7 separate regions of the Mus musculus genome follow, and all the other regions are linked to region 7. Evidence: chromatin loops called from intact Hi-C (ENCODE). Cell type or tissue: heart. All regions are shown on one strand.

Evidence for each region. Hi-C counts contacts between places; a loop is a spot of excess contacts. Peaks named below come from ENCODE experiments on the same cell type or tissue, not always from the same donor. Only the 100,000 strongest peaks of a DNase experiment are listed, where the experiment ranks them.
Region 1: it touches region 7 in a loop (2.3-fold over the local background); 2 of 42 quality-filtered maps call a loop at or near these places.
Region 2: a loop joins it to region 7, with 2.1 times the contacts of the local background. A loop is called at or near these places in 11 of 42 quality-filtered maps.
Region 3: a loop joins it to region 7, with 2.6 times the contacts of the local background. A loop is called at or near these places in 13 of 42 quality-filtered maps.
Region 4: it touches region 7 in a loop (4-fold over the local background); 18 of 42 quality-filtered maps call a loop at or near these places.
Region 5: it touches region 7 in a loop (3-fold over the local background); 12 of 42 quality-filtered maps call a loop at or near these places.
Region 6: it touches region 7 in a loop (2.0-fold over the local background); 4 of 42 quality-filtered maps call a loop at or near these places.

What each region holds. Positions count from the first base shown.
Region 1 is chr1:191,639,940-191,643,939 of GRCm38, forward strand. No RefSeq gene overlaps it. Among named protein-coding and RNA genes, the nearest start is that of Gm39741, 7.2 kb to the right of the region's middle. In heart, no CTCF peak of the experiment used is centred here; a DNase peak (open chromatin) is centred at 1,712; H3K4me3 peaks cover 340 bases; H3K27ac peaks cover 1,374 bases.
Region 2 is chr1:191,621,464-191,625,463 of GRCm38, forward strand. Ints7 (integrator complex subunit 7) reads left to right here. Exons shown (of 20, transcript NM_178632.6): 20 at 1-2,227. The coding sequence ends at 1. Among named protein-coding and RNA genes, the nearest start is that of Gm39741, 26 kb to the right of the region's middle. In heart, no CTCF peak of the experiment used is centred here; a DNase peak (open chromatin) is centred at 1,518; H3K27ac peaks cover 908 bases.
Region 3 is chr1:191,583,547-191,587,546 of GRCm38, forward strand. It overlaps Ints7 (integrator complex subunit 7), which reads left to right. Exons shown (of 20, transcript NM_178632.6): 4 at 2,978-3,115. Among named protein-coding and RNA genes, the nearest start is that of Ints7, 9.9 kb to the left of the region's middle. In heart, CTCF peaks have their summits at 1,111 (motif pointing right), 2,372 (motif pointing right) and 3,700 (motif pointing right); no DNase peak of the experiment used is centred here.
Region 4 is chr1:191,816,446-191,820,445 of GRCm38, forward strand. No RefSeq gene overlaps it. Among named protein-coding and RNA genes, the nearest start is that of Nek2, 3.0 kb to the right of the region's middle. In heart, a CTCF peak has its summit at 1,583 (motif pointing left); DNase peaks (open chromatin) are centred at 1,586 and 2,006; H3K27ac peaks cover 562 bases.
Region 5 is chr1:191,573,498-191,577,497 of GRCm38, forward strand. Dtl (denticleless E3 ubiquitin protein ligase) reads right to left here and starts at 2,047. Exons shown (of 15, transcript NM_029766.3): 1 at 1,852-2,047. The coding sequence starts at 1,903. Ints7 (integrator complex subunit 7) reads left to right here and starts at 2,139. Exons shown (of 20, transcript NM_178632.6): 1 at 2,139-2,454. The coding sequence starts at 2,361. In heart, no CTCF peak of the experiment used is centred here; DNase peaks (open chromatin) are centred at 1,514, 2,154 and 2,534; H3K4me3 peaks cover 3,809 bases; H3K27ac peaks cover 2,498 bases.
Region 6 is chr1:191,324,046-191,328,045 of GRCm38, forward strand. It overlaps Pacc1 (proton activated chloride channel 1), which reads left to right and starts at 1,857. Exons shown (of 8, transcript NM_025864.4): 1 at 1,857-2,031. The coding sequence starts at 1,996. In heart, no CTCF peak of the experiment used is centred here; DNase peaks (open chromatin) are centred at 877, 1,856, 2,416 and 3,649; H3K4me3 peaks cover 1,876 bases; H3K27ac peaks cover 1,784 bases.
Region 7 is chr1:191,715,627-191,719,626 of GRCm38, forward strand. It overlaps Lpgat1 (lysophosphatidylglycerol acyltransferase 1), which reads left to right and starts at 2,398. Exons shown (of 8, transcript NM_172266.3): 1 at 2,398-2,579; 2 at 3,728-3,992. The coding sequence starts at 3,755. In heart, a CTCF peak has its summit at 2,336; DNase peaks (open chromatin) are centred at 2,355, 2,765 and 3,295; H3K4me3 peaks cover 2,440 bases; H3K27ac peaks cover 2,540 bases.

The DNA of each region.
Region 1 (4,000 bases), 76 kb before region 7:
CCTATGGCAGCTTTGGGGACATTTCCCCAAAGGAGGTGTGGCAGAAGTGCCCTTTGTCTTGTCAGTGTGGCTTCAGGCCCAGCGCTCTCCTGAGCATAAGCTGGCTTTTACTTGTGGTGTTCAACAGACCATTTTCTCTTGAAGGAGGTGGGTGCCCCAAGCTGTTTTCACAGGTAGTGACATACAACAGAAGCAGTTCCTTGGACAGCTGGGGCTTAGTCTCTGGCAGTGACCCCAGTACTGCCTTTCTCTGCCTTCAGTCCCCATTTCTGCTGGGCACAGGCCTAGCAGTCAGAGAGGTCACCTCTCTGTCCCTTTCTACGCCTCTTCTTGACCTTTGCCCACAGACTCTGCACCTGGCCAGCATCACCAGGAACCTTGTACTGACCTCTGGGAGGTTTCTCATGCTGCAATCTACTATCATTTGCTCAAGCACCTGACTTCCTGTCTATCTGGGAGCCTGGAGGCCTGTGTCCTGGTTGGTTTTGTGTCTCTGGCCTCTAGTATGTGTGAGAGCTTAGCAGTGTCTATAAACATCTGTGGAGTAAATGACTAAGTGAACAAACAAATGATTAAACCAGCTCAAGTCCGTTCCCTTCACTGCCCTTCCATCCTGACATTGTGAATCTGCTGGTTTTCTCTAGTCATGTTTGTGGGGAAGGAGTATATACGTGTGTGTGCATGCATGGACACAGGTGCACTCAGTTGTGGACATGCATGTGGAAACCAGAGGTTGCTGTCTTTCTCTACTGCTTCTTAGCTTGTGAAACAGAGTCTCTTACTACACCTGGAGCCCACTTGGTCAGACTGTCCGTCCAGTCAGCCAGCCTATGGGGTTCACCTGCCTGTTCCTCGCTCACACCAGGTTACAGATGTGAGCTGCCAAGCTCAGCGTTTACACCAGTGCCAGAGATCTGAACTCAGGTCCTCAAATCTGTGCAGCAAGCACTCTGCCCACTGAGCCATCTCTCCAGCCCCTGGTGTTTCTTTCTGCTTTGTTAAAAATTTAAATTGTATTTATTATGTGTTTTGTGATGTGAGTGTTGGGTATACAGCACACGGCTTGCTGCTGAAAGTCGGAAGACAACTTTCCTGTTTCTCTCACTCTGTCTTTATGTGTGTCCAAGGATCCGACTCATCTGGCTTTCATGGCAAGTGTGCTTGTCTGTTGATCCATCTCCCTGACCACTGATGTTTCTGTGATAGTAGTTCTATCTTTTTTCTTCCCTATATGAAAGACTATGAAACAAAGGCCTTTCTTTTCAAACCTACTAGCACTATTTTTAGAAATGTGTGTGTGTGTGTGTGTGTGTGTGTGTGTGTGTGTGTGTGTGTTTGAGAGAGAAAGAGAGACAGACAGCAATAGACAGGACAGACAGAAAAACAGACAGAGAGCGAGAGAGAGACAGAGACAGAGAGAGAAATTTGTTTTAGTTGTTTTGGTTTTACAAAGATGTCAACAGCAACCCTCTTTGCACTCCTTCTCTGTTGGGGAGTTTCGTAAACCATAATTACTTTCCTGCCCTGTCCTTGCCCCTTCCCTCCTGTGGCCTATGGTCACCACTTCAACTCAAATGACCTTTGGCATGAACAATCAAGAAAAGGTTTTGCTCAAACATCAGAGAGAGGGGCAGTCAATTAGTTGTCCTGGCTGCACACTGGGAAGTCCTCCAGGACACATTCCTGCCCTTTGTCACTTGCTGAGAGGAGCAAACAAAGCTGCTGGTAGCTCACCAGTGTCCTGGCCAGTCAGGCAACAGATGTGCCTGGTCTGCAGTGACCTCCCTGGGGGACACACACCCCTGCCTGCCGTTGCTATGTCTCTGAGGCCACAGGCTGCTTTTCCTTCCCACTACAAGGCAGGGAGAGGGGCAGAGTGGCTGGCTCCATCCTAAGGCTGTGGAGGATAGAGGGTGAGGAGAAGAGAGGGCGCCAAATAGGAGAAACTCTCTGCAGGGCTGGACCACCTCTCACAGTACTCTTCTTTCTCCCAAGGGACCCTACCCATCGCGTTGCCAGGTGACCCACACTGCATTGCTTCCAGGCCCCTAGGTTCTCTGGGCAGCAACAGCTCTGCTGTCATCCTGGTCCGCATCACCTTCTTCAGGTGGCAGAATGGTTCCTGGAGGGATGGGTCTGTACAGAGGGGATTCACAGAGAGGGGAGTTAACAAACATGCAAGTGCCTGTGCTATGTCAAGAGCCCGACTTCCCTCCCATGCCAGCTCTTCTCTTCTTCCTGTCCATTAACAAGACTATTAAGTTGCAAATGTTCTGAATTATTAATAATCTTCTCCAAACAACCTCTTTTTCACATATCTGATTTGCTAAGGATTGGTTTTTTTTTTAAGGATTTATTTATTTATTATATGTAAGTACACTGTGGCTGTCTTCAGACACACCAGAAGAGAGCATCAGATCTCATTATGAATGGTTGTGAGGCACCATGTGGTTGCTGGGATTTGAACTCAGGACCTTTGGAAGACCAGTCAGTGTTCTTAACTGCTGAGCCATCTCTCCAGCCCCTACTAAGGATTGTTTAATCTCCCAATTTCCCACCCATTAGGCAAGACATGAAATTGATGGAATACTGTTCAGACTTCAAGAAGAAGGAAATTGGCAGGGTGTGCTGATTCACATCTTTAGTCCCAGCACTTGGGAGGGAGAGGCAGGTGGATTTCTGTGAGTTTGAGACCAGACTGGTCTACATAGTAAATTCCAGGACAGCCAGGGCTACAAAGAGAGATACTGTCTCAAAAACAAACCAACAAAATAAAATAAAATTATAATTAAAAATTAAGGGCTGGAAACATGGCTCAGAGGTTAAGAGCACCAGCTGCTATTACAGAGGTCCCTGTCAATTCCCAGCACCCACATGATAGCTCACAACCATCTATAACTCCAGTTCCAGAGGATCTGACATCCTCACACAAACATACATACAGGCAAAGCACAACACACATACCAATAAATAAATAAATAGGAATAATTTAAAAAGAACAATAAGTAAAAAGGAGAAAATCCTGTCAATAGGAACAATGCTTAAGTGAAGCATGCCAGGCGCAGGAAGACAAACCCTCTGCATGGCTTCTCTTACACGTAGAATCTAAAAATGTGAAAAGCAGAACTCCCAGAAACAGTGGATGCTGGCGACCAGGAGTGGGGGAGGGGAGGGAAAAAGGACACTGACTATTACAAGGCGAGTAAGTTGTAGCTGTGAGGTATCACATGTGATTCCAGGGGATGTCAGTCATATGTGAAATTCTCAGAGGAAGAAGTCCAGTGTTGTTAACAGAGACTGAGATAAAGGGATAAAGATAGCCAGAGAGATGGGGAGGGGGAAGAGAGCTCTGTGTGAGGAGATGATTGTGTTAAGGATCTGGCTGTGATAAACATGTCATCTCGTACACACACATGGAAAGCCTGCTTCTGCCCATTGGGCTACACCGCAGCCTGCCTCCACAGGCCCCTGTGGCCAGACCAACCTGCTCCCTGTGTTCCCTGCCTCACAGACCGTGCCTTCTAAACCACAATGCCAGATGAAACTCCCCTCCTGTAAAGCAGACGTTTAAAATATATCTGATTCTTATTTGTTAGTCACACCTCTAGAAGGCCTTAAAAAACAACAATTATGATGACGTGTGCCAGTCTTCCCAGCGATCGAGAAGCTGGGGCAGGAGGAGCTGGGGCAGGAGGAAGAAGGATTTAAGATCAGCCTCATCTACACAATGAGCCCAGCCAACCTGAGCTGCATGAGACCCTACCAAAAAATATAAAATAAAGTAAAACAAAAGAACAATAAGAACTGCTCCTGACTTTTACATTGACTCGGTGTAAAATAAGCACATGCTGAATACAGAAAATACTAAAATAAAAATAATTGCTCTAATCATTAAAAACATATATGAAGTTGCTTGTCTTTTCATAGCTACATGACAGAAATTCTTCTGTTATATTTCTGGCTGTCTATCTCTAACTTCCTCACAAGACACTAAATCTCA
Region 2 (4,000 bases), 94 kb before region 7:
GCTGTGCTACAAGCATACTACTGCCACACTGCACAGCCATCAGACTACAAGAAGAGTCTTCCGCATGTGCATTAAGTGTCAATGTTACAGTGTGAAATCCAGTATTCACTGATAGCTGTAATGTAACATTCTGGTGAAGTTGTTTTTGTTGTTGTTGTTGTTGTTTTCTTAAAAATTTAGTGTAAGAAATAACCTGGCTCTCAGCCAAAATAAAAGTGCTTTTTTTTTTTTTTTTTTTTCGAGACAGGGTTTCTCTGGGTAGCCCTGGCTGTCCTGGAACTCACTCTGTAGACCAGGCTAGCCTCAAACTCAGAAATTCACCTGCCTCTGCCTCCCAAGTGCTGGGATTAAAGGCGTGCGCCCAAATTTCTTAAACCCAGTCTTCTGTCTCACACTTAGCATTTTTGTTGTATTATTCTTTGTGGTTGGTGAGCTTTTCTTCTTCCAAGAATAGTCACAGATCATTGGTAAATTTGACTGTGTCTCTGTCTACCAGAATTATTGTGCTGACTGGCCCGACCTGGGGTTTTGAGGCAGGCAGGGAGTACTGTTGAGTCGTGCAGTGCTTGTCCTGGGCTGGAGAATGAGGCCTTCACAGAGGCCGCACCTGCCTTCTGGTCTGTGGGAGCCTGTGGGCCACAGGCTCAGCGGCCTGCTGCATTGGCACCTCTTACCCACCTTCTGTCCTGAAGCAATGTTAGTTTATTGTTTTGGTCTTTGATTGACCCAAAAAACAGCTCCAGCTAGAAAGGTTGGAAATGAATGTGTTGTTTTTTCTGGTATGTGACTAGTGTGGACTTCTGATATTTTTTTTCTACAAATGGAATGTGGTTCACATATGTCTTCCTGTTTGATGTAAAGGGAACAGATCCTTCCCCGCTCTGGTTTCTACTAGATGACGTATTACTCTACACCTGATGTCTAGACAGCTATCTCCGAGACGTAACCTCAGCTGGGATGCTCAGGGAACAGACTCTGGCTAGCCAGAAAAGCCCTTTTTCTACTTGAGTCATGGTCAGAAACTACATGACAACACACTGATTCTAGGTTTGATTTAACAGTTGACTATGGCTGCTCAGTGCTTTTGGACCACGGTTAATATGATGAGCTGAGCCTGCCGATACCCCCTGTGGTCATTGGTGTTGGGTGCAGTGGGCTGCTAAGGGCATGAGCCCTGGATTTCCCTGTGTAAATAAATCTCCTAATTTCTTTGCTTGTGTTTTACCTTTTTTTTCTCTTCAAAGTCATACTGATTCATAAGAGGACTTGACTTTTTTTAAATGGAGTTTGGTTTTTGTTTTTTCCTGTCGCATCACCCCAGGGACTGAGAAGTGATCGACAACTTGGGTTCCCCTGAGGTCACTTTGCTTTGTGAGATGTTACCTCTGCATAGCCCATTCTGCTTGTCATAGTCTGTGCAAGTCTACTGTATCCACTGTAAGTGACCTCCCCCCCCAGCCACCTCAGTGCACATGGTGCACAGTCGGCACTTGGTCAGCGTCTGGGGACTGATGCCAGAGTGCGAGGGAAGACCCGTGCGGAGCCCGTGTCCTTTGCTGGATATGGAAAGAGCTGAGTCAATGTTCCACTTTGGGCTCAGCAGTGAGTCGCGTGTCTCTGTAGAGTCAGCCTCTTAGCAAATGACTGAATTAGGCTAGGTCTCTCCACTCTAACTCAGCTTTATCAGGCAACTGGATTAAAAAAAAAAAAGATAGTGGTGAAGAAAATTGGGGAAAATGCCAGAGATTGAACTTGGTTGAGGACCCAAGTCCCACTTACTCTGTCACCGGCCTGACTTAGCACCCAGAGGAAGACCCTTTTTTTCTTTCTTTCTTTCTTTTTTTTTTTTTTGGAAGACGGGATCCAGGATCTCTCTGTGTAGCCCTGGCTGTCCAACCACTTGCTTATAGACCAGACTAACCTCTAACTCAGACTGCCTCTGCCTCCTGAGTGCTGGGATTAAAGGCGTGTGCCACCACGCCCAGCCTGTCCTTTTTCACTCTTAAGTAGCTGATATTGTAGAGTGAGTTGCAGGTCTCTGGCACTGTTACACAGTAGATTCCAGAAAGAATGTAAATCTAGTAAGACACTCATTTCTTTTGTGGCCCTCACATTTTATGTTATTAAGATGTTTTGATACTTGTGGTTATAAACTCTTGGATTCCATGTACTGTGGTGACCCCCAGACCCCAACAGACTTAGAAAACAAATAAAAGCAGGTCCTGATCGTTGAGTGTGAAAGTAACTGAAGCAAACCGGACTCTGTCCAGAAGACCCAGGAGTGGCATTGTCTGGCTGTATGTTCACTGTAGTGGGTTGTTTTTAAATCAACCTTTAAGTAGTTACTCAGGAAGAAGATTGTGTTAAAAATTTGACACTAAAGGATAATCCCCCCCAAAAAAAGATAAGCAGGCTGGGTAGGAAATCAGTGTGTTTCCCTGTTTGGTAATTGCCTTTCAGAAGGCAGGCCTGCTTTCCTTGGTACTTACTGAGTTCTGTGTAAGTAGGTGAGGAGAACATAGTCTTTGCACCTACACTGCCCATGTTCAAACTTTACCTACGTTTGTGACCTTAGAAAAGCTACGTACTGTGTGTCATAGGGTTATTAATGCTGTGCTGAAACACCAGGATCAAAAACAACTGGAGAGGAAAGGGTTTGTTTGGCTCACTTATCCTGAAGCCACAGTAGTAAGTCCAACAGCAGGAACCTGGAGGCAGGAGCTGATGCAGAGACCATAGAGGGCTCCTGCTTACTGGCTTGCTCTCTATGGCTTGCTCAGTCAGCTTTCTTATAGAACCCAGGACCACCAGCCCAGGGATGACACCACCACAATGGGCTGGGCCTCCCCTATCCATCACTAATCAGGAAATGCTCTACAGCTGCATCTTAGGAAGGCATTTTCTCAGTCGAGGCTTCTTCCCCTCTGATGACCATAGCTTGTGTCAAGTTGCCATAAAACTAGCCAGCATACCATGCATGCCTCCGGGGGAACTCATCTGGGCTGACATTGAGGGTGGATGGCATGGAAGTCTGCCGTCAGCCCCACCTCCACATCTAAGTAACTGATGGAGAACTCCTTTCCTCCCCCTAAGCAGGGACAGTATTTCAGTGACATCCCAACTCTGCTGCTTAGGCGGCAGCTTTTGTCCAAGCCAGCTTGTGAACTCTGCTAGTTCCCGTACTGTGCCCAAGGCTTGGCCGGCACTGGTGCAGCAGGTACAGCAGTGGGCAAGTTCCTTGTGTTCAGGGCCATGCCACTTCCTGTTTCTGACTCAGGGTTCGAACCAAGTGTGAATGAGAAGCCCACCCCCCGTACCCCTCCCCCACTCAGGGGCCTTGACAGCTGGATAAACCAACCACCTCAAAACCTGATTTCTCCTCAGATGAGGGTCTAGGTGGGCCTCTCCAAGTAGCTGCTGTACCCTGCTGTGAAACTTAGCACATTGCCTCAGTGTTACCCAGCCTCACAATGCAGGTTTCCTTTCTGTCCAGTCTTAATGTGCCTTGAATGGGGGGTGGGGGTGGGGAAATGGGAGATTCCTACAAAGCCTGGGGTCTCTCCTGACTACTGCTGTCCCACGGTGAAAATCCCATTGGCTCTCGAGACCTCCAGAAATAACCCCAGTCAAATTCTCCAGACAAGTTCCTGCCCAGAAGTGTGTGTAGTTAGCTGCTCTTGAACATGGAGTTTTGGCTACATGATGGCTCATGTCACCAACACCCTCTGATGTCCTGTGCCCCGAGGCAGCCCCTGTCATGTCTCGGAGTCCCCTTTCTTGTCACACTCCTCTGACTCTTGGTGCCGTCTGTGGAGTGCAGCTAGTAACACCCTGCTCTGTGGCATTGGGAAGAGTCACATGACAGGTGTCATCCATCAGCAGACCCTTCACCTTGAGTCAGCTTCCTCAGACAAAGATGGTGCGGGCCATATGGGCTGGTGGCCCAGGAGGCATTCTGGAAAGGCACCTCAGCTCTGCCTCTGAGAAGAACGTGCGGGGC
Region 3 (4,000 bases), 130 kb before region 7:
TCCTTTTGAAGATTCCTAGATTGGCAGTGAACTTGGGGAATCTTTCTATGTTGGCCTCCCAAGAAACTGGGATTCCATGTCCATGCCACCGTGCCTGGCTGCACTCTTCTTTCACTTCTGTTTGTGTAATTACATGTATTATTAAAGGGACATTTTTGAAACTCAGATAATTAAATTATTAGTCTCTGTTCTGGATTTTCCTGCTCACATAGTGCTCTTTTAAGCTAGAAGGATTCAGGAATCGACTTCACTGAGAGTATTTTTTTCTGGGTTGAGCATAGGTTCAGAATTAGTTTCTTTATCACCCTTCTGCCTTTTGATTAAGTTGAACATCATTTGATATTTTAAAGTCAGTTCTTGGGGCTAGGGATGTAGGTAAAGGGCCATCCTAGCACTGCTGCTGTTCTGGGTTTAGTTCCCAGCACTGCGTGATACTGGGTGTGATGGTGCACATCTGTAATCCTAGCACGTGGGAAGCTGGGCCAGGGGACCAGAGGTTCAAGGTCATTTTGGCTACCCAGTAACTTTAAAACCAGCCTGAACTGAGACACCAAGATGGCATTGTTACCTTTAGAACCATCTAGCCAGGCAGTGGTGACACACGGATTTAATCCCAGCACTCGGGAGGCAGAGGCCAGCCAGATCTACAGAGTGAGTTCCAGGACATCCAGGGCTACACAGAGAAATCTTGTCTAGGAAAAAAATAAAACAAAACAAAACAAGACTGTCCGACCTTGCTTACTTGAGGCAATAACCTCAACACTACAAAACCAGAGAAGGACTGGGAGGGTGAAGACAATAACCAACTGGGACTTAAAGCTCAGACACATGGTCTCAGCACTTCGGAGGCAGAGGCAGAAGGATCTCTGAGTTTGAGGACAGCCTGAGCTACAGTAAACTCCAAGAGACCCTGTCTTTCCAAAAAAGAAAAAGAAAAGTTGAAGATTTCGTCTCAGTAGTTAATTGATAGACTATTGTGTAAAAGAAAGATACGCTTATATTAGCACAGAAAGTGATAGTGCTAAAAAAGATTTTGGGGTTTTATGTGTATGTGTGAGTGCTTGTATGTATGTATATACACTGCTTGCATGCCTGGTACCTTGGCAGGCCAGAAGAGGGCATCCAGTCCTCACAGGAATTGTGAGCTGCTAAGTGGATGATAGGAACTGAGCCCAGGATCTTTGCAAGAGCAGCAAAAAATGGCATCTACGTTAGCCGATTCCTGTCAGTGAGTACAGTATCAGAGGTTCAGAAAAGGTCTCAAGAAACATCATCAACAGAGGGGTCACTGAGTTAGGGGCTCTGTCTGAACTGTTTTCACAAGCATGTATTACTTGAGTTGTTATCAGAAGCAACTAAGAGAATAATAGAATTTTTAAAAATATATTTTTCACATCATTTGGAGGTAGTTTGAATATTTCGACAATTTTCATACTTAAGTGTTTCATTCCTTGTATAGCCTGTATTACTGAGTTCCAGCAGTTGGGCCTTAAGAACTGTTGCTGCCAATAAAGCTGGTAATTTCTAGTAAGTTTTAAAAGAGATATATTTTAAAGACAAACTATTGCCTTGTAATCTTTAACAGTACTACTTAAAATAAGAAGTACTAAGGAATTGTTTCTAAACAGTTGGATCAATAGTAAAAAACTGCTGACCAGGATGTATTGCAGTTGGCCTACTCTGATCCTTTCTGGTAGAGTATTAGATTAATAATAAGTTATGATTTGTTTTGAGACGTAATTAGTTTCAAGTTTTTTTTATGAAACTTAATATAAATTAAAAGGGTCCATATTATGATGTTTCTTTGTTTTTTGAGATAAGGTCTCATTGTATAGACTGAATTCAACTCTTCGAGTTACTGCCTCTGCCTTAACTGTGCTGGGATTGAAGGCGTGCACTACCATGCGTGGCTATCTGTCTTGTTTATGAGGAAGTCAACTTCCCTGTGTAGTGAATTTTATCTTTGTGAAGTAACAAAGTGAGGTGTGTGAGGTTAGAGGTTACTACTACCTAGGCTACTACAGGAACATGGTGCTGTCAGTTTCAATGTCCATGGCTTTCTGCAGAAAGGATTTCTCAAGCTCTCTGTGGTTTCTATTTAAACATTTATTTTTATTTTCTAAATATACTTTGTGTGTGTGTGTGTGTGTGTGTGTGTGTGCATGCATGCATGCGGGCATGTGTGCATGCATGAGCTCTCTCACAGAAGACACATTTGGGGAGTCAGTTCTTTTCTTTGGCTGTATGGGTCCCAGAGACTGGACTCAGGCTGGCAGAGCTGGTGGCAGGGATCCCTCCCGCTGAGCTGTGTCTGGCCCTGTGTTTTCTAGGTTTTACTTCTCTTACTGTTGCAGATGCTGAGATGAGCTGCAGGGGGCATTCTCCACCTCTAGGGAAATCTTCTCTAATATGGTAGATTAAAAAAGCATTATGCCAGTGGTCATTGCTGTATGCAGGGGAGGGGGAAAGTGTGCCTTGTGATTCTGCTTACTAGCTGGTAGGTTGTATTTTTAGTACTTTGTAAAGTAGACTTCTTTATGCAGCCTTGATATTGGGATGCTTTCATAATTTAAAAGTTCTTTCCTGGGCTCTGATTCCTGACCTGTACTTCATGGTGATTTTTTATAAATATACCTGTATGTGTCAGAGGCAGGGTAAAGAGAGAATAGGATGAAGCTCACTTGACTGACGTGTATAAAAGCACTGAGTGCAGCCGCCAGGGCCAGGAAGGAAGAGAGAGGCAGGTAGGAGAGAAGGGAACTTGCTTTTCCTACGTATTTTAATATTTCTGATATACTTAAGCATACGGATATGCTTAGATTTGAGTCACTGCTAGATTCCTAAACTTAAGCGTTCTTAACCTGAAATTTATAGAGTGACCTAAACTTTTTGGGTTGATAATCTAGCTTACCTTCCTTTTCCTGTCCTGATTTTGAGTTAAGTATTTTTCTGTGCTTGTGTCTCTCCGTTCCTGCAGGATGTTGGGAAGTCTGGCGTCCATCATCCCTGAGAGGAAGAATGCCCATCACAGTATCCGCCAGAGTCTGGATTCCCATGATAATGTAGAAGTCGAAGCTGCTGTTTTTGCAGCCGCAAACTTCTCTGCACAGTCGAAGTAAGCATAGTCCTTTTAGTAATTTGGCTCCTGAGGAAATTTTTGAAAAAGATAACTTAGTATCTATAGTCACTTAATTATATAGAAAGGTGTAAATAATGACTTGTATTTTCTAAGAAGTTGTACAAAATGTTGGGGAAGAATATTCAAATGTTGATTCCCAAAAGACAAGGACCTCATAACCTGGTTTGGCGAAGCTGCCTTTGGTAGCTTTGGTGTCTATTGAATAGCCTTCCATAAACATCCATGATCTGATTGTCTTTGGCACAGCTGGCAAAGATAGTAACTTAAAATAAAAACTGACATGCTACTCTTGGGAGGAACACAAAACACATTCCAAGAGCAAGCATTCAGAATTCCCCTCACATAAGTCCATTCTTGGACTGTGCTTGGACACCCTGCACTGGCACTGCAGGCATACCATAACTGGCTCTTTTTAAGTGTGTGTTTTGGGAATTGAACTCAGGTCCTCAACTAGACCGTTACCAATTGAGCTATCTCACCAGTTCGATAGTATTTATTTATTATTTCTATTTATGTAAGTGTATATGATATGCATGTAATTCCTTGTGGAGGCAAGAAGAGGGCAGCAGATGCCCTGGAGCTGAACTTACAGGCAGTTATAAACCTTGTGATGTGGATGGCAAGAACTGAACTAGATTCTTCCGTAAGAGCAGTAAGTGCTCTGGACCATTGAGTCATCTCTCTAGCCCTATAACTTTATGTTGCTTTCTGAGACAGGGTCTCACTGTGCTCTGGCTGTCCTGAAACTCACTATGTAGACCAGGCTGGCAGAGATCCTCCTGACTCTGCCTTCCAGGTGCTGGGATGAAAGGTGCCAGTCACTATACCCAGCCCAGCCCAGCCCCATAAATTTTAAAATAG
Region 4 (4,000 bases), 100 kb after region 7:
GGAGTGTTGGGTGTTGGTTTTGGACACACAGAGGTGCACCATTCTAACTCTAGGGGAGGGGGAGGGAGCCAGCCCCAGGCTGCTGCAGGAGGATGTAGCACAGAAACCAGCTGTCTGTGTATCATGCTTGCGGCAGGCTGGAAAAATGATGGGAGCTTCTGGCAGAGGGGTTGGAGGAAACGCAGGGGCAAACTGTCTGCACACAACAACACTGAAGTCTCTCTAGTATCCTTAATTTGGGGGTTGCAACAGTACAAGTCTGAAACTCTCCCTGTTTGAAACATTGTGGTACTCTGACCACACACAGGGTTCCCAGCCCAGTTCTCATCTTATTCTTCCATAGCTGCCTGCCATCTGCCCCGGGCTGCAGTCTGTGCTGTTGGCAGCATCCACAGAGTCCCTGCCACTATCAATGTATCTCTCCAGCACTCTTTTCTTCGAGTTATTTACTGAACATATACTGTGCATTACACAGTTTTGTTTTGTTTTTCTTTCTTTCTTTCTTTCCCCTTCCCATTCTCCCTCTTGCTCTGGCCCTGCTTGCTTCAGCCTATAGGTTCTTTATTTATTTCTCATTATGGATGGTTGTAAGCCACCATGTGGCTGCTGGGAATTGAACTCACGACCTTTAAGAGCCACTGAGCCATCTCACCAGCCCTTTTACAGGTTTTTTTTTTTTTTTTTTTTTTTTTTTTTTTTTTAATGTTTGGAATTGAAATAGAATCCCATGGCTTCCCCCTCCCTGGACCCCCTTCCTTCCCCCCTTTCAATTGGTGGACTTTTTTTTTTTATTATTATTGTTACACACATATATGTGTGTGTGCGCATGCACAGATACATATAAATGAATCTGTTTCTGTTGTCTGTGTGTGTGTACAGTTCCAAGGACAACCACTTGGCATTAGACAAACAATCCCTGGGAGAGGCTACCTCTCCTTCTGGCAGTTGTTAGTTGCCTTCGTTCTTTGTCTAGAGGAAAAACCCTGACAACCTTTCCTTATTCCATGCCAGCTCGTCCGCTGATATGACATTGTTCCTGACTTTTCCTCCTTATGCAGCCATTTCTAGAGCGGCTGTTCACAGCGGATGCCTTGGTCCTCTGGCTCCTCAGATCTTTCAGCTCCCTATTCGTTTGCTTTTCCTGAACCATAGACAAAGGTGCTGTGTGTCCGTGTATTCCCTGCAGCTGGGCTCCTCATGACCTGTTGATTTCTGCATTGTGTCCAGTTGTGGTTTTCCGTGATGGGCTCCATTTGCTGTGAAGAGAGGCCGCTCTGATGAGGGGTGGGAGCTGCACTGACCCAGGAAAGGTAAGCTGAGCACCTACTCTAAATTTTTGAGACAGTGTGTCATGATGTCGTCCGATTCTTACCAAGAACCTTTCCCTTTATTTTTCTCTTTGTAGAAATCTTTACTAATAACTTCAAAACATTGTCATAAACCCAGATTTCAAACCGCCCCAAGTAATCCTCAAGATGACTCACTCACAAAATGTCTGACCCAACATCCTCCCAGGCCAGTCTTGGAGTCTGCGGGTGGTGCAGAGCTGCTCCTTATTACGCAGTGGCGTACCGCCCTCTAGTGGGAAGCTTGTGTCAGTACACAGACGCTCCCGGAGGCGAGCCTGGAGATTCTTCAGTGAACAGAGCTAACGATGCTAGCCTTTAGCTAAGAGAAGGAAGACAAAAAAGTAGCAAAGTCAGGACAAAAGCCAGGAGCTTGCCCAGGAAGTGCACTGTGGGCCCAGGGCACAGTGCAAAAGGTCCCTCCCTTGAGATGGCACACACTGTTAATGGGGACTGACAGCAGAAGCAGATTGGGCAAGAATAGTGTGAGCCAGGTCCTGCAGGAGCCAGATGGCTGCCCAGAGCAGGGTAGGCTCATCTCTCCGCTCTCGGTTGATTCCTGCCCCACCTCCCATCCACACCCGATGACCCCATACTGAGGACTGAACTCAGGGCCTTGTGTTTGTTGGATGAACTCTATACCGCTGAGAGGAACCCCCAAAGCCAACCATTTCCCACTTTGGTAATTACTGATTTGTCCTGTAAATCCTCCCCCGCCTTTTTTATTATGGTGGTCATTGTGGCTGAACACTCTCACCTAGGGCCTCTCTCTATACTCCCAGGACAGCTCCCCCGAGATACAGCTGGCATGGCTGAATACTTCAGGGATCATTTGGAATCTCTGTGTAAGTCTTAATAACAGGCCTTACTGCATCTTTATTTAACAAAGCTTTTTTTTTTTTTCTGCCTTCTCTATTGCAGGACTTACACTGGCCACAAGCAGTTTGATGTTCAGCTAGAAAACAATCACAGATATCACGACAGAATTGATTTACACTGTTCTCTGAACATCTTGGATGAGGCCCCTCAGAGCAGAGGTGACAAGGTTGGAATTCCGCCTTGCAGGACAAGTTGTGTCCTCTGGATAAACATAATAGAGGGAGCATGCTGTTGCCTTGAGTAAAATCCTGGGCAGAAGCAGCTCAGGAAGAGGTGGGTTCAACTGTTTCACAGTTCATCAGCCTTGGAAAGCAGAGACTTTACAGCCTGGCATGGTGTTGCATGCCACAAGCAGGTGGATCTCTGAGTCTGAGGCCAGCCTGGTCTACAGAGTGAGTTCCAGGACAGCCAGGGCTATACTGAGAAACCCTGTCATGAAAACAAAACAAAACAAAACCAAAAAGAAACTTGATGCTTCTGGTCACTTTGCACCTGCAGCCAGGAAACAGGAAGAGATAAACAAATGTGTGTGCTTACCTAGCCTTCTCTTTTTTATGTAGTCCTAGACTGGTGGTTTGCATGAGAATGGTCCCCAGAGGCTCATATATTTGAATGCTTGGTCCCTACTTGGTAGGTCTGTTCTGGGAAGTTATTAGGAAGTGTAGCCTTGTTGGAGGTGTGCCACTAAGGGTGGGCTTTGGGGTTTTAAAAGCCCATGCCAGGAAGAGTCTCCCTCTCTCTCCCTTCTCTCTGTGCTCTGTGGTTCACATCTCAATCTGGAAGCTCTCAGCTACGGTTCCAGTGCTATCACGCCTGCCTGCCACCATGTTTCCTGACATGAGGATAATAAAGGACTCACTCTCTGAAACTGTAAGCCCCCAATTTAAATGCTTTCTTTTGTAAGTTGGCTTGGCCATAGTGTTTCTTCGCAGCAACAGAAAAGAAACTAAGCAAGGACCAAAGAACATTGTTGCCCACTTTTAGGGTGTGTCTTTTCCATTCGATTAATTTAACATAAACCCTCACAGGCATGCTCGGAGGCTGACCTAATCTACGCTGTCTCTACAAGTGTACCCAAAGGCTTGACCCCCTAGGTGATTCTACATCCTGTCAATCAACAGTAACCAAGGTGGGGTAAGGCACGAGGTAGGGATGCAAGTGGAACTTCTAACAACTGGAAGGACAAGTACCAAGTTAGTCTTGAGAAGCTGAGAAAGTGTGTTGTGTTTGGAGCGAAGAGTAAGAGCTCTTTGTCTAGAAAGAAGATGAAAGGTTGTGTGTGAAGCAGGCTGGTCAACAAACTCAACATAAGCATCAGTACACCCATCACATACACACCACACGCCTATACACCACATATCACAAACACACCACACACACAACATGCTACACATATCACATACAACACTCTACACATCATAAACAACACACACAGCACACACACACACAACATACTACACACATTACATACGACACACACACACAAACATACCACACATATCACATACGACACACACACAAACATACCACACACATCACATATGACACACACACACCATATAAATGACCTCAGGCATTTGTAGCTCCTTATATAATTTCTGAGACCTAAATTAATCCTACCCCTTTGAGGTGTGACAATGTCCTTGAATGCTAATTTAAAAGTTCTCCTGGCTGGCAATTCCAATTAGCTTATACTAAATTCAGCGCACAAAATACATTTATTTTTAACATAAGGAGGCTTCTAATTCTTATTAATAGGACATTGGGTTCTTTTT
Region 5 (4,000 bases), 140 kb before region 7:
TGACAGGGTGACAAGAACTTTTAAATTACAATAGGATAAATTTGCGGAGAATTAAGATAGAAATATTCAGAAGAAAAAGCAACCATATAAAACATCGAACAGTAAGCATTTGCTCACCTTTTCAAAAACAGAGACCACGACTTCCACGTTGGTATAGTTGTTTATAGTGTCAGATGTATTTAAAAGGCTAAAATAGTATTTATCTTAAGATGCTAACTCACTATAAGGCTAAAAATTATAATTTTGCATGTTTAAAGTTTATAGTAAAAATTCTTAGATATGGATTTAAAAACTCACAAAAGTAATTATATTTCCATCTTACAAATATCGGTAGAGAAAGGAAACTAAAGGCACATTTAGAGGCTTGTTATGATCAGGGAGTAAAGTATCAGGCCCAATGGTGGGGATGGAATAGAGAAAATGGAAGACTCAGTTTGAGGTAAAGAGGCTGAATCTGTGGGGATGGAAAAAGAGATTCAAGCAGACTTAAGGGATTTCTTTTTTTTCTTTTGAAAATGTCATAATGAGGAATATGGAGTCTAAGTTTTAGCTGGGGACACCAGTTTAAAATAATGTCACTCCCAAAAATTGGGAAGAAGCCAACTCAGTTTGGGGCATTAGAATATAAGATGCTTGTATGCCTAACTGTCTAGATTAAGTTCAATACATACAGCTTTTACAGAAATTAACCCAAAACATAGGGAATGGAAGAGTGTAGCAGCAGTAGAATCCTTACTTACGGCTATAATCATTTAAGGCCCAGCAACACCGGAGGGGAAAAGAGATGCAGACTTCAGGAGGTAACAATCAATGAATGCCAGTGCCTATCACTGAACGTCTGTCTGGCTATCTGTAAGCCGGAACGACAGACTGAAAAGTGGGTAGACAGAAAATGTAGCACATAGGAAAAGAGGTGGAGTTGAAACTCAGACGCTCCGAAGACCGCTCACAACCATTGTGCAGGGCGGCCATTCCTAACACAGGGCGAAGTAACTTTTGTAAAGTTCGAGCAGAGAAAGAGGCAGAATGTAACTACAAGAGTATCCACAGAGGGAATACGACTACAAAGTTTTAGATCCGGGCAGGACCTCAAGGAGCTTTTCCTCTTCTCAACATTCTTAGGACCACTCTTCAAGGTCTTAGTTTAACAACACATCAGCCTAATCGCATCTCAGATTGCCAATGTTTTTAAGAGTACTGTAGGAGATGAGCTGGCTTTCTATATGCTAACAGGAGAACATGGCTGAATTCCACCGTGAAGAGAAAAACGAGTTTAATCCCATTTCTGGAAGTACCTCGGCATCAAGACACATTTGGAACAATACCCTTCCATCCATTACCCGTGGTCACCTCGTGGGTGTGGCTATGGGCATCTTTTAGTCTGTATTTTAGGACTTTTCAGAGCCTGCAGAGATGGGGGAGGGGACTTTGGCGCCTTAAGATTGAGTTCCTTAACTGCGGGCCATGCGCGCTGGTGCACAACGAACTTGCAGGGATCGCTAAGGTTCTGCAGAGACGGCAGGCACATCGCTGGTGCCAAAGCGTCTCCCACCCCCGACTCTCACAAGCGTGCACTCTCTAGTTAACGCGCGATATTGACGTAAGCAGCCAGGGGCCCGGGACGCCACTGAGCGTCCTAACTTCGGCCTCCGTTCCGAACTAAAAAGCTCGATTACGGTGAAAAGCGTCCGGAAGGAACCCAAGCACGATGTTCTTCGGCGGTCCTCGCTCGCCCGGATTCGCTCCGGCCGCGGGAGACCTGGAGGCCCACAGTCGGCAGCGATCCAAGGTGGAGCGCCTGGGGGGAGGTGGTTCCCGCCACGGCCAGCGGCCGTTGGGGCCGTTACTCACCGTTCCTCAGGACGCCGAGCTGCGGCTGGCGGAGTACCGAGTTGAAGAGCATCTGGGCCTGAGGAGAAGGCTCAGCTGAGGGGAACGCCGAGAAGATCGCCCCCAAGTTCCACAGGAGCCGCCGTCTGCACCCTCCACAACGCGGCGCGGTTTCGCCTCCAACTCCCGCCACTAAGAGCCCCGGCCGCCAAACTCCGCGCCAAACTGACGTCACGCTTTCTGATTGGCTCTCGTCGCAGCGTCCTGGCGCCTCGAAGGCTCGCCCCCATCCTAAGCTCCGCCTCCCTCTCGCTCAGCCGCGGGAACCCAAGGTTCACAGGCTCCCTGAGCGCCTGCGCGGGGGGGCCCAGAGAGGAACTGGCGAACCGCGGGGCGACCGAGGCGCATGCGTACACTGCCTGACAGCGCGCGGAGGGAAAAATCCGCGAGACCGCGGCGGGAGAAGATGGCGGTGCTGGGGTAGAGTTTGCAATCTTTGTGACTGGGCGAGTCGGGTAACTGTCCGGGTCATGGCGTCAAACTCAACCAAGTCGTTCCTGGCCGATGCCGGCTATGGCGAACAGGAGCTGGACGCTAATTCCGCTCTTATGGAACTGGACAAAGGTACGGAGGAGGGACGCGGGCGAAGCGTCTGGGGGGAGTGGCGCCACCTAGTGGCGGCAGCTACAGAGGCTAGAAAGGCGCATGCGCCGATGTATGGGGCGGGAAGCACGGCTGCTAGTCTTGGAGCCAGCGCTTAGGCGCATGCAGGGTTGCTGGAGTAGCCTTGCACAGTTGGAGCAGAGGCTCGTGCTTGCGAGGATGCCTTTGACCACTTGGGGGCACAGTCTCTGGTTTCCCAGGCAGCAAATAAGATAAAGTGCTGAATTTTGAGATTATTTTTTAAAACGTTCAGTGCAGGTGAAGCCTTCATTAAGAGAGCCAAATGATTTTCTGAGCGTTTTACAGCGATTTGTCTTGCGAGACTGTCAATTGCGCGTTCTAAAGCAGGTTCCATGTGGATGAGAACATCCGAAAAGCTTGGCTGAACGCGCTCATTCTCTGCACACAAGTTCCACGAGTTAGTTCCCCTTATACAGGTAGCTAAGAGAAAAAATTTTAGGGTTAGGAGTTAAATTCCAGTTCTACTAAAGTGATTATGGAATGCGGCATTATCATCTAGCCTCGATATGTCAGCAAAGTGGGCACAGTATGTCAGCTGTTGTAAATGTTAAATGGCAGTGGTATGCGAAAAGATGCCTTTATTAAAGGCTGAAGAGGGACTTTGACAGATAGCTATCCATAAAGAAGTCCTGTGTAAATGTGAGACCTTTGCTTCAGTTTCCTGCCAAGGTTTTTACACTATAGGCAATTCTTGGTTAACTGTAGCCAGTGTGTAACCTGTAGAGAACGGGACTGGAAACCAAGGATCTGTAAGTTCAAGTCTGGGGGGCAGGGTGTGCCAAGTAGGGACTGGGGGATGCTGAGAGAACCTGGAGGTCAATTAGACTTTGGCATGTTAAATATGCACCTTAGTTCCTTGTCCAAGTTTGAAACCAGTTACAGGTAAGAGTTTTTTACGTTTTACTAAAGTCTGTGACATCCAGGTTGGCCTGTACTCCCTAAAGCCAAGGATAACTCTCAACTTTTGATCCTCAGCCTCCCAAGTCCTAGACCTGATGTGGCCCATTACACTGTTTTATTCAGTGCCAACTCCCTTCCCACCGAAATGTGTATGGCTCTAGCGTAGCTAATCTTGTCCCAGGCTAAGAGTAGATAGTGTTGTAGAGCAGGGTAAGGATATGGAGCAAGGAAAGGAAGGACATCCAGAGTTACCTTCTAAGTGTTGTGAGCCAGTGTGATGGTTTACTGTGTGAAACACTTCCTGTGCAAGCCTGACAGTCACACACATGTGCACACATACATACAATAACAATGAAATAAGGTTTACATTAAAAAAAAAAAAAAGATGCTGCGGCTGTAGGGATGACTTAGCCTTTAAGAGGCCACACTGCTGTTTTGTGGGACCAGAGTTCAGTTCTCAGCACTCACACCCCAAACCTCACAACTGCCTGTAACTCTAGAGGGTCTGTTATACACCCATCTCTCCCTCCCCCTACATACACATAATTAAAAGTGAAGCTCTTTGAAAGAAAAGGTTACAGTTGTA
Region 6 (4,000 bases), 390 kb before region 7:
AAATGTCTTTAGGGTTTGAATAACTCTGATAAAATGCTATGATCAAAGGTAACTTGGGAAAGAAAGAGTTTAAATTCACCTTACAGTTTAAAAATCTATCACCCAGGGAAGTCCGGGCAGGAGCTGATGTAGAGGCCATGGAGGAGTGCTGCTTACTGGCTTACTCCTCATGGCTTGCTCAGCCTGCTTTCTTATTGCACCCAGGACCATCAGCCCAGGCAGGGTGGCACTGCCCAAGTGAGCCGGGCCCTCCCACATCTATCACCAACCAAGAAAATGCACCACAGGCTTGCCCACCGGCCAATACAGTGGAGTCAGTTTTTTAATTGACTTTCACTCCTCCAAAGTTGTGTCCAGTTGACATAAAACCAGCTGGTACAATAACATTCATTAAATGAGATGTAAACTGGTATTCCATTAATGAACTTACCCAGAATTCGTTAGGTACCTACATGGTATTAAGCGCTACACATACTGACTGTCTATAGCTGCTTCCCAAAGTTTTGGCAACCATCAAGTGCGCATTTGTCTACATTCTGGCCCATTTAATAGATGGAAGAGCAGAGGACCAGGTGGCAGGGCAGGGAAGAGTGGTGGTAAGACACAAAGAGAGGAGCCCACTTCTCCCTGGCACACTTTGATAAAAATGTTAAACTTTTACCAGAGATCTGCTAAGTTCTTAAGTCTTCCTTCCGATGCTCATTCTGACATATAAGCAAGAGCTTTTACCAGATGAGGCAATTGGATGCCATGACCAATATTAGGCTGGAACCCCTGCTCACCCCCTGCACAAGGTAGGGAAACCACGCCTGCTCTCCTTCCCCAACCCTGCCCCCACAGAGACACCCTACCGCCACTCCTGTCTGCTTGGAGAAAACTCCTGGCTAACACATCATCACTCCTGTCTCCCTGTTTCCAGCATCCCACCAAGAGTGCCCACCCAGGGGCTTAGGTTTTGACCATGTATGGACACAAGACTAGCTCCTAGCTGGCAGGTCATCACTCCTTGCCTAAAACCTATAAAACTGCCTTGCTTTATTCTAGGAGTGGGACTTTGCTGACCCCCACCTGTGAGATTGGTGAACCCTCCTGAGAGCTGCCAGCTAATAAACCCGTCTTTATCTATTTTTAATCTGGCCTATATCTGTGTCACTGAGAGAGAGAAAATGTCTATCAACCAAGAGCAGATCCTGCTGGGCTCCACCTTCTGCCCTGGCTGTCTTACATAGACTCAGATAGCCAGCTGACTACCTCATGGCGGTACCAGCCACAGGTACTTACACACACTCTACAGGAACCTTAGTAAACTATACAACTATTGCAACCCATTGCTTGGCTCTGGAAGGTGCAACCTGAGCCAGGGTTGTTTCACACAGTCCATATCGACTGCTGGCTGTCACAAGCCTTGTTGAACTCTAGAATTTTGTTATTCCTTTCTCAGATGAAATAACTTCTCGATCATCACTCTCTCCCTATCCTTACTGACAGAAGGTATCCTCATTACCTCAGTGTACTAATCTGTAAAATAGAGAGAGAGAAAAAAAGTTTCCTTTGCAGGATTCCTTGAAGGATCAAGACGTAAGCGTACGGAGAGCTTGGTACACAAAGGGCTCTTTGGACATTTATTGTCATTATAAACCGCAAGGCCCAGTTTCCTCTCCCCTTACTGGGCGCTCCGACTGGCCTTTGTGCCATGCTGCACTCAGGCACTCCATTTTTCTGCCTGTAACAAAGAGAGGAAGTGCGAGGCTATTGCTTGCCTCTCTAGCGGGAGGTTGAGCCCAGCTGGTGCTTTCCCCACCGCTCCCGGCACCTAGAACTACAACTCCCAGCGTCGCCCGCGGCGGCAGCAAAAGATGCGCATGCGTTGAGCGCCGCCACGCCTGGTCTTGGGCGGTAGACTAGAGCGGGTCTTGCTTAGTAGAGCGGGCACATCTTGGAGCTCGCGCCTCCTGCGGCGTCGCGGTCCCTGGTGAGCCGTAGAGGGCCAGTGCCATGATCCGACAAGAACTCTCCACGTCCTACCAGGAGGTGCGGACCGGACGGGCGCGGAGGGCGGGCAGGGCGCCGCGACCCCGGTGCAGGTGGATGATTGGCACTCCGTGGCATGCGGGCTCTGCAGCAGGTGGAGCCCCTGCGTGGTCCCGGCACGCGGGGATAACAAGGGACCCTGGAGTCTGGCTGTGGGGAACGCGTGTGGCCAGCAGCTCCTCGGCAGCTCCTCGCCTTCCCCAGAACCCCAGCAGCCCTTTGTCTGTCGCCCGAACCTCCCGCTTCCCTTCGCAGAGCCGCGCTGGCTCCGGGCCCCTTCTGTTCCTCTGGTGTGGGGCTTCCCCGGCTCTGCCCTGCCTGGGTGTCTTTCCGCGACGCCGCATCCTTAGCCGTCAGCCACCACTGTCCAGGTTTGCTCGAGGCCGTGCAGCCGCCCCATGCCGTTAGACCTTGTCCAACCGGAGCAGCCCAACCTTAGCTTGTCTCCATGTCCGTCTCCACCCACGGAGGCCCTGGCCACACTGGAAACTCACACTCTCCAAACGAGTTAGCAGCGTGCTGAACTCAGCGCCCTGGGGTCACTGATGATCCCGGGTGAATACCAGGATGCAGACAGCTCTTGCTTCTGCGGAGTTTTGGGGTACTAGCTTCAGAGGACCGCAGTGTAGCAGAGCTTATAAGATAATGTATTGAAATACAGGCTGTTGTCCTGTTCGCAGAGCAAGGCCACAAGTAGATAGATTCAGGTGCTCACTGGAATCGTGCCTAATGGTAGAAGGCGTTAAAGAGGCCCCGCCTCCCTTTGCGTTCTTCAGATCTGTTTGAAGTCCCAAGAAGACTGGCTTGCATCTTTCTTGCCCGGGTTGTTTTGAGAGCGGACCTAATGAAATTAGGTATTTGCTGAGGTTCCGCTCTAGAAAGGAGCTTTCTGAGAAGTTTGGCCTGGGATAGGCAAAGGCTTGTGCTGGCTGCTGAGTATCAAGAAGGCGATTGGAGGGACGGGGATTGCCACTATACCTGGGTTCTTGGGACCACTGTCCCTCTTGAGTTTTGTTTTGTTTTGTTGTTGTTGTTTTGGTTTTTTTTTCTTTTATGTAAATCATCTAGGGTAAATGTGAAAGATCTCTGAGGGCTGGGGGTGTCTGTAGCCGAGATGGTTCAGTACTTGCTTAGTACTAGGAGGTAGAGGCTGAAGGCCCAGAAATTCGAGGTCATTCTCCACTATAGTGAGTTTGAAGCCAGCCTGGATTACATGAGACCCTGTCTCTGAGTGGAGAAAAGGTACCTTTTCATGTGATATCCCGATGAGCCTGGGCTGGACCCCTGCAAACCACGGGGTTCACCTGCCTAAAATGATGGGACACTGATCCCGGACTTTGCTTTCTCAGCAGCAAGATTTCTCCCGTCTGACAGGTCATGTGAGAAGACTGCTGAGCTAGATTGCGGTTGCCTGGTACCTGGACATCTGTCGCCCCTGCTTTGCCATTTGCACCCACATCTGTGGGCTTTAGTGTCCCACGGAGACACCAGTTTTGCTGTTGTCAGTTTTTTTTCTCTGAGTGGACTCTAAGCCACATTTCCTCTTCCTCTAGGAAGTGGTTAGGACCGTGGGCTTTGGAATGAGACCAAGGTGGCGTGATTTCTGTTTCACTAACTGACTGTGGCTCTGGGAGATGCTGAAGGGTGACTCCAGTACTTGTCCTGTTTGGACTCGGAACTAGAGTCACTTTGGGTTATTGCACAATGACAAGCGTTGGGCTCTGAATCGATCATTATGATTGTCCTTAAAGATGTACCCCAAGGGGGTGCACACTGCAGGGGACCCTGTAAAAATGGAGGCAGGGGTTAGACATCAGGCACAGCTACCAATAGCCCTGAGAATGCCAGGGTAATCAGCAGAAGCTAGGAGACAGGCTGGGAATACAGGTCTCCCTCACTGCTCATCGAGCCAGCCCTGCTAAATCCTTTCCTGTAGTTTCCCAGGAAACTTCTGTGAGAGAAGACAGAG
Region 7 (4,000 bases):
AAAACTAGTGACTAGCATTTTGTTGTGGACTAATGCAGACAGAACAGATGTGATCCAATAATAACTTGCAATTAAAAGGTTGTACCTCCAAGATTCAGGTTACTTAAAGTCTATAAACTATCAACCTCAGAATCTCCTATTAACAATTTTTGTTTCTTTGGTTGACTGGTTAGATTTCTGAGACAGGGTCTCTCTCTACATAGCCTCAGCTGCCTTGAAGCTCACTACATAGTCCAAATTTGCCTCAGACTCACTCAGAGCCACCTGTCTCTGCCTCGGAGTACTAAGATCAAAGGTGTGCTCCACCATGCCTAGCATTCCTTTAATACTCTGAAAAAAATGCAGGCCCCCAAGATCTCCTGTTATACTATTCTTTTATGTATCTGGGTTCTTACTGTGGTAAAATGTCACAAATGATGCTTTTGAAACCGAAATCTTGAGCTCCACTGCTTGGCTAGCAAGTGCTAATTCTCTTAAGTTAGTGTATCTAGTGTTCAGGCAGATGTTCTACCATCTAGTAAGCAGATATAAGTCTCGATGCTTGTTATCAGTGTCAGTGGGTACCACAGCATGTGGAGAAGCTGAGTGAGATGAGAACAGGTGGAATCCTTGAAGAAATTGATGTTTGATTCTGGAAATATGTCTTTTGACTATCTTCCTTAAGAATATAATGACACAACTTGAATGGTCATCTTATTACACTTCTCTCCTTAGGTTTATTTGAAGTTCTTGGTGCCTAAAATGAAAGGAAGAATGGCCAATGAATGGGTGTATCTGACTTTTCTTTTGCTACTCATCAGTTGAGCCTCTATGGACAGTTCCTTGACAAGGCCAATTGCCTTTAATTCTTTTTAGGTGTGCTTTGTCACAGGTTGGGATGGGCCTTGAAAATACACATGAGCTACATCCCTAGCATGCCCTGTACAGTAAAATATGTTTGTGAACAGGTAAAGGATAATAATAGCTATAAAGGCTAACATACATGGAAATTATTTATATATCTATATCAATATCATACAGGTTCTGTGTAGAATAGGAATTAAAAAAATATTTTCACATGGCAAAAGGCAACTTGCCTGTCATTCCTGGATCAAAGTTGGAGGAAAGAGAGGGACAGTTTTATCAAAGCATGAACATTTTTTTGGTTTGATTTTTTTTTTTTTTTTTTGACAAGGTCTAGTAGCCTAGGCTGGCCCAGGACTCCTGGCACTCCTGCCTTAGCCTCTCTGGTGCTGGGATTATCTATGAGAACCACCACACTGGGCTTTGACATTTTCACAATAAGTGATACTCCTTCAAATATGGCAGTTCCCTAGAGACACGTGAAAACTGCCATCCTAGCTGGGCATTGTGGCTCAAACCTATGACCCCAACTTTGGGGAGAATGAGGCAGGATGTTTTCTACATGTTGAAGGCCAGCCTGAGCTATGTTATAAATTACAGATCAGCCTGGACTACATAGAAAGTAAGGCCTGGTTTTAAAAGAAGGAGAAAACAAACTGCTGCTCTAGTCACAAAGCTTTACCTATTCATAGACAGGATCTCTAACTCATTCTTTATCCTAAGCTAGCCTGAAGCTCACATCAATCCTCCTGCCTCAGCTTCTCAAGTGCTGAGATTAGGAGCATCAGCTACCACACCCAACAAGAGATACTGGGTCTGAAAGGACCCTTGGTTTTGGTGGTTTGGTTTTGTCTTAGGTATGCTGTCTGTATTCCTTATGGTGTTCAGCCTTTGAACCCAAATTCAGCTAATGTCCTAGTAGTGATCAGGGCTGGCTAGGAGTTCTTAAGGCCATTGTATTCAGTATCAAGCATGTGGCTAATTGTTTTTTCTTCATTAATTCAGTTCTATTTCTGTGCAGACCACTGGATTCTCACTGATCTGCCCCCACCGTGTGTGTGTGTGTGTGTGTGTGTGTGTGTGTGTGTGTGTGTGTGTGTAGCGGGATTGAAAATGTTGTCATTCAGGTTTCAGGTGCTTTCCAGAAACAAGAACTCTGGCACTTAAAACAATTGATTTAAAACACTAGACCGTAATGCCTTGGGGAGGTTCAGAAGAAAAGCTCTGAGCCCAAGCGAGTTTCTTTAGGAATGAAAAGGAGAAAGCGTGCCAGCCTGGGGCGGCCAAAGGAGCCGCAACAATGCAGCGCAGCGGCCCTTTTGGCTGAAAGGGGTCCAGGAGGGCCCGAAAGGTCCGCGCGCGCTGGCAGAGCTGGCCTTCTTCCTAGACCTTTCCGAGCAGCGTTCTGCCCCGCCCGACTCGGAGCTCGGCGACGTCCGGGGCCTAGGCCGGGCGGCCCGGGGCGCCCTCGACCGCGCACTAGGGGGTCCGTGGGGCGGGCCGCGCCGCGCCTTCGTTAGAGGGCGCTCAGGGGCGCCGCCGCTTCCTCCCGCCAACCCGCCCCGCCGGCCGGGGCGCACGCAGCCACCGGGCCCTGGGGAGCGAGCGAGTCTCCACGCCGCCCGGGACCTGGAGCCGGGAGGGCCGCGCCGCCGCTGCCGCCGCCGCCGCCTCCTTCCGCCGGCCATGCATTCTTCCGGCTCCCGCAGCCCGGGCTGGGTCCCGGCCTGCCCAAGGTAAACCTGGGGCGCGGCGGGCCGGGCCCGGGAGGCGCTGGGGGCGGGGAAGGGTGCCGTTGGTCGCGTGGCCTGTGGAGGAGGCGGCGGCGGCCCGAGGGCCGAGGGCGCGGTAGGCCCGGGGAGGAGGCGGAGGCGGGGGCGCGGGGCATCGCCCGCCTCCCCGGGACCCGCCCCGGTGACAGGTCCGGCCTCTGAGTCCCCACCGCGCCTCTGTCCGCAGGCAGCCGCGAGGGGACTAGGGCGCCCGCGCGCCCGCTCGCGCCGCGCCTCGGGCCGCCTGGGCCGCCGCAGCCGCGTCCATGACCGCGACCCCCGGGCCAGGGACTCCCGCCGCCGCCGCCGCCGCCGGCCCTCGGCCCTGTCGCCGCTCGCCGCTCGCGCCCACTGAGGTGAGCCCGCCGAGGAGGATACCTGGCCGAGGGGAGCCCTCTGTGGAGAGCCCGCTGAGGGGACCCGGCGGAGGAGAGCCCGCCGCGGCGACCCGGAGGCCGTCCGGCTCCTCACCTGAGGAAACCGCTGCCCGAGCCTCCTCAGCCGGGCGTCGCGGGCTCCACGGGCTCCGCATCCCTCGCCCCTCGGCTTCACCTTCTGGTCCCGCTCCCCTCCCCCTCCCCGCCGGCTTCCTCTCATCTTCCTCCTTCTCCTCCTCCTCCTTCCTGGGCCCCTCTCCTTTCCTTTCCCCTTCAGTGGCGAGGAAAAGCAAGCACCCCGCTCTTGCGGACGAGCCCTTGGGGGAGCCCCGGTAAAGGCATGGCCGGGCGTTTCAGGACCGGCGTGGCGGGACCTCCGGCCGGCGGGTCCTGGTCCGGGTCCAGGTCCGGGGCAGCGTGCGGAGACCGAGGGTCGCAGTGCGGGGCCGCCACCGGCTAGCGGGACGGTCTAGCGTTGGTTAACTGTGTTCCGCCGTGGCCCGTGCCCCGCAGAACGGCTCTCTTGACCTTGTGCGGCTCCTCCCTCCTCACTGTCCCCCTCTGGAATTTGCCCTCGAGATCGCCAGGCGGGCGAGCGAGCGAGCGAGCGAGCGCTGCATCTGGAGAGCGTAGACCCTCGCGTTTTCTTGTATTTTTGTGCTGGAGATTTCTGTGCTGCTGCCGCCGACTGCACCCATTTTTCCTTTTGAAATGATTTTTTCCTTTCATCCCCAGAAAGACAGGACCGACGCCAATGTAAGAATGGCCGTGACCGTGGAAGAAGCTCCGTGGCTGGGCTGGATTGTAGCGAAAGCCCTGATGAGATTTGCCTTCATGGTCGCCAACAACCTGGTCGCTATTCCATCCTACATCTGCTATGTAATTATACTGCAGCCACTCCGAGTGCTGGACAGTAAGCGCTTCTGGTATATCGAAGGACTCATGTACAAATGGCTTTTAGGAATGGTGGCTTCCTGGGGCTGGTATGCTGGATACACAGGTAAGAGG